Regions from separate parts of the Homo sapiens genome. Here region 1 is linked to region 2. Evidence: chromatin loops called from intact Hi-C (ENCODE). Cell type or tissue: B cell. All regions are shown on one strand.

Region 1 (2,500 bases), 210 kb after region 2:
TATCTGAGTACAGTTGACACCATTTTCTGAGGTTGTGAATATGGGAAAAGCAGGTTAGCAACGGGGAGAAACTGAGAATTATGCTTTGGCTACGCTAGGTCTGAAAGATGCATCTCAACTTTAAGTGGTGATGCCAGGTAGGTACGTGGATGTGTGAACCTGGTGCTCAGGAGAGGGGGCCGGTGTGGAAATACACACCTGAGAACTATCAGCAAATCAATGATATTTACAATCACCGGGCTAGATGAGGTATCAGAGTGAGATAGAGAAGAGGTCAGGAGGCTGATCTCAGGGCACCCCAGCACTTGGAAGATTCGGCCCAGGAAATGGGGAAGGAGCTGCCAGCAAGGAAGGAAAGCCAGGAGCCCATGGCTTTCCAGAAGCTCAGTGGAGAATGTGCATCCTAGCAGCTGGAAAGTAAAGACAAGGAGAGTCGATCATTGGATTTTGCAGTGAGAAGGTCATTGGTGGCCTTGATAAACCGTTTCGATGGAGTGGAGGGGGCCAAAGTCTGATGATCCTTCTTAGAAGGGAATGCTAAAGCTGAAGCTCTCAAAGATTTGAGCAAATACTGTGGAAGAGTAAGAGAGCCAAGAAAATCTATGCCCAGGAATCCACAAGCTCACTTGTGGAGCAGAGGTTTCTGCATCTTCTGTGGCTGTGTCATCTCAAGGCTTCTAGATCCTCCAGCCTGTTTGAAATAAATATATACAGCAGCTCCAATTTTTCAATTCCTGTCTCTCTCTCTCTCAATCTGTGTCTTTGAATTAAAACCACGAAACCAGTTCCACCTTTTTTCCATCCAGCACCCTCCTCCCCAGGTCTGCGTTTTAGGCAGCTTTTCAGGTGATGGACAGACAGGACTGTGGGGAGTGATGCAATGGGTGCTGCTGTCCTTTGGGGGACACCCCATCCCCTACACACAGGGAGTATTAGGACCTTGAAAGCCCAGCATGACAGCCACACCTTACACCTAGTGGAGTCGGACAGAGTCTTGTGGCTTGGACGCTGATCATAACAGAAGCATCTTTAGGTCAATATGCTGGAAGTAACTGAACAACACTGTGCAGTTCAGTTACCTGTAGGAAAACTTGCAGTAAGACTTGTAGGAAAATAAAAGTTCTAACCTTGCATTTCAGAACTCTTCTTTACCTGCTACAGTGGATTCGGGGGTTCCCCTTCCCCTTGCTGGCAACCGCTCCCCACCTACAGATGCTTCAGAGCATCCGTAGAGCACGGTTGGGTTCCCAAGGAGGGGAACAGAGGGTAGGACAGAGCTGGGGGAGGAGAAGAGGATGTGGGCTAGTGGAGGGCTGCGAGCAAGTAAGGAGAAGCCCCAGGGAACTGGGCATGGGGAACTGGGCATCAGGCTTTCTAGCGGCCTCCTTCCTGCTAGTGCTGTCCTGCCCCGGGGGCTGGCTGGCTGCTTCCTCGGCCACTGCCACCAACCTGTCCACCAGAGCTTCTAGGCTTTCTGGCCTTCTGAGAGAACAGTCTCACAACTTCAGGACTCTGGTTCCTACAACAAGCACGCGGCATTTGGCATTTTCTGAAGAATTTTTGCTACAAGTAGCAAAAGGTCAACAGTTTAAAATTTGCTCCTAAAAATGTGCATGTCGTAATGTTCAGTGAAAAAAGGAAAAGGTCAGAGTACACGAAATTGTTTAATCTCCATTCTCTATTATAAACACACAAGCAAAGCTGGAAGAAATCACCAGGGTATGGGCCACGATTGTCTCTGGCTTACAAGTGATGGTTTTTCCTTGCTTTTCTTTATTCTCTGGACTTTTTTTAACAGTAGGGAGTTGTGATTTTTATAACTTGAAAAGTAAATGTAAAGATTTCTTCCAAAGTTTGTCTTTTTGTCTGCTTTTATCATCGGCCTTGGCCAACCGGACACACCTAGGGCTGCTCTCAGGGCCTTGGGTGTCTATGGAGGACAGTCAGACTTGGTGGCCTGGGCCTTGGTCCTGGGCAAGGTGGGCAGGTTGGAGAGGCCCCCAGGCGAGTGTTGCCTGCATTGGCCATACCCCTCTACCTGGCCTCTCCCGCTTCCTCCATGCCCTGTTCTCAACAGGATGGCAGGAACACATGCAGGCTGGTAACAAATGTCCTAGGGCCATTATTCAGGAGCAAAAAACAAAGGAGAGAATAATTTCACAAACATCTATTCTTACATGGGCAGTCTTGGTGACAGGATACTGATAGTTAAAAGACAAGGAATGGGTAATTGAGGAGAACTTTAACTTCAAGTGATGTTTTAAAGAATACTTTATAAGACCTTCTGCCGTGAAATGATACATGTCACTAATCGCTGGTTTAATTTGCCAAAAAGTTTCTGGGGAAACGAGCTTGAGGATCAAAGACTAAAATTTGCATATATGTCTAGTATGATTTCATTTGAATTTCCCCTTTCTAACTTAGCTGATATTTTGCTAATGACTTCTGTAGTTTCGCTTTTAAAACTGTTCTGTGAAAATACCTTATGCAGTGCTTTCTT
Region 2 (2,500 bases):
TTTCCATTTCTCTAACATTTCCAAAGGTTATAGAGGGTTCTGGCCCCGCCTTGCTCCCCTCTTAGCCTAGCTGTTTTACCACTCTGTACATTGACGTTTTTATAGATCTACATGAAGTGTGCAGTTATTCAAAACAACTTGTAACATAAACTATGACTATTCCTTCCCTGGAGATCTGGAGGCTGTTTTCTAATTTTTCTTCCCTGAGTTTCTTGTGGCTCTCGTACTGTGATTGCCATTGAGGTCCCCGCAGTTGAGAATGTGAGTGGCTCAGCAGGGAACTGCACAGAACTGGGGATACTTGCGAGCTGGGAACAACCTTAGGTGGGCACTGGTGGCCTCCAGAACGCAGATGAGAGAGCAGGGGATTCCAGGTAGAGGAAGAGAGATCACAAGCTGGTGTGGCTGGGCTCCAACTTTAAAGCTAAAATGATCAAAGATCCCCAAAATTTCAGAGCAAGAAATATGGGGAAGTCAACGTTATTGTGTGAATAACATCAGCCTTTGGTTGGTTGATGGATGGCTATTGAGTTTGGGGGTTCTTCTGTGATCTTATTAGTTGCTACAGATATTCTCAGTATCTCTTAGCACCTTGTAAACAGAGGAAAGAGAAGCCTGCATCTCCTCTCCTCAGCAGATAAACATCTGGGGACAGTGACAAAGCCCACAGACCCTGATGGTGTCTTTGATATACAGCCACAATACGCATTTTGACACCGAGTAGATGCTTTTAGATGATGAAATCAGTGGTTTGAATTGAGGCATTTGTGTGAAGTTCATGAGCTTTCATGCCATGATTGGCTTAAGTAATTCAGAACTAGCTGCGTGTGGGTGCCGTGGAAATACTCTTTCAATCTCTTTCTTATTGGGCCATTTTTGTGCAAAAGAAATTGCTGTTTTAATGGCAAAACCAGCAATTACTTTTGCACCTACCCAAGAGTTCATGGGATATTCAAAGCAATTTTCCGAACTGTATCCTCCAACTCGAGGCAGTTACTGTGAAACCACTAGATGGCACAGTCATGCTAGATGTAATCAAGACTTCAGCAGAAATGAAAAAGTGAGTCTTGCTAGATTACTTCATCAGATACTTAAGCTGTAGTTTACTTCCCCTCTCCAAAATTTTTCTACGTGTTAGTAATTTATGTCTTCCAGATCGTGTAAATACAGATGTGTTAGACTTAGTCATCTAAATCAATTGTTCAGTGACTACAGCCAAACTATAAAAAATGATTACTTCTCTTTGTTTTCAGTTCAAGTATTTTTACTATTCCTTTGCCACACATTTATTTTTCATACAGTTACATCAGCGCCCTGGGTCCCTTTTCTTTTGTACACATAGTGATAGAGAGGGAAATTACTCATCTCCAACGTCCTGGAAATTGTTTTCCAGCGCATAAATTTCCTAGCCCTCTGAAAGATGTCAATCATTTTCTTTAGCAGGGCATTAGGGAACTCCAGCTTTCCGAAAGATGTTAGGAAAGAAATGTCATGTCCGAAGACACAAAGTAAATGATTACTTTCTTCACCCAGCTTTATTTGTCATTTGTCTTAAAAAAAAAAATAGGAGAAGTGTTTTATTCACAGTCAGAGGCTAGGGCAGCAAGACAAGGCACGTTAGTGAGGCTGTAAATACCACTGTGTCCACGTTCACTTAACACAACGCCATCTCCCAGCGCAGCCCCAGCCCCTCTGCACCCCCCGCCCCACTGCACCCCTTAATGCCAGAAACACTCAGGCCCCCCGAAAGTTTAGTAGGGCTGCATTTAGAACAAGTCCAGAGCCAACAAAGGAAAATAGTGGAAGACACTTAGGAGGGAGAAGAGAGAAATGAAATTTATTTAGCCCGAGGTCCCCACGCCATGAATGTGGCCAGCAGGGGGCTTCTCGTGCGGACGCTCAAAGCCGGAAGAGCCAGCAGGCACGGAAGCCCTCGTGGGAGCCGGGAGTTCCATGGCGAGGCCCCCCGCTGCTGCCCCAAGAAACGCTTGGGTTTGAGATCTCAGGAAACACGGAGAGCCCCCACTGCGATGGTGACGGCCCTGGAGTGGGTGGTGCTAAGGAAAGGGCAGCACACCCTTGAGGGCGGGAAGTGAATGGGGTGAGAGTTGGCACTGCTGGCCATGTTTTCCTCCATTTCCTTATGGGACTCAGTTTCCTCAAAGGAAGAACCAAAATGAATAAAGTCTGATATGGTTTGGCTGTGTCCCCACCCAAATCTCACCTTGAATTGTAGCTCCCATAATTCCCACATGCAGTGGGAGGGACCCCCTAGGAGGTAATTGAATTGGGAGGGTGGGCCTTTTCCGTGCTATTCTTGTGATAGTGAGTAAGTCTTATGAGATCTGATGGTTTTATGAAGGGCAGTTCCCCTCCACACGCTCTCTTGCCTGCCTCCATGTAAGATGTGTCTTGGTTCCTCTTCGTCCTCTGCCATGATTGTGAGGCCTCCCCAGCCACATGGAACTGTGAGTCAATTAAACTTCTTTCCTTTATAAAT

The links. Peaks named below come from ENCODE experiments on the same cell type or tissue, not always from the same donor. Only the 100,000 strongest peaks of a DNase experiment are listed, where the experiment ranks them.
Region 1: it touches region 2 in a loop (5-fold over the local background); 3 of 110 quality-filtered maps call a loop at or near these places.

Annotation. Positions count from the first base shown.
Region 1 is chr6:150,630,517-150,633,016 of GRCh38, forward strand. The region is part of intron 1 of PLEKHG1 (pleckstrin homology and RhoGEF domain containing G1); the gene reads left to right. Among named protein-coding and RNA genes, the nearest start is that of PLEKHG1, 32 kb to the left of the region's middle. RefSeq lists an enhancer at 1,416-1,495. In B cell, no CTCF peak of the experiment used is centred here; DNase peaks (open chromatin) are centred at 1,265 and 2,405; H3K4me3 peaks cover 1,651 bases; H3K27ac peaks cover 2,500 bases.
Region 2 is chr6:150,417,333-150,419,832 of GRCh38, forward strand. No RefSeq gene overlaps it. Among named protein-coding and RNA genes, the nearest start is that of IYD, 50 kb to the left of the region's middle. RefSeq lists enhancers at 1,500-2,068, 1,761-2,055, 2,069-2,500. In B cell, CTCF peaks have their summits at 980 (motif pointing right), 1,184, 1,910 (motif pointing right) and 2,115; DNase peaks (open chromatin) are centred at 1,039 and 1,899; H3K4me3 peaks cover 1,345 bases; H3K27ac peaks cover 1,191 bases; H3K27me3 peaks cover 312 bases.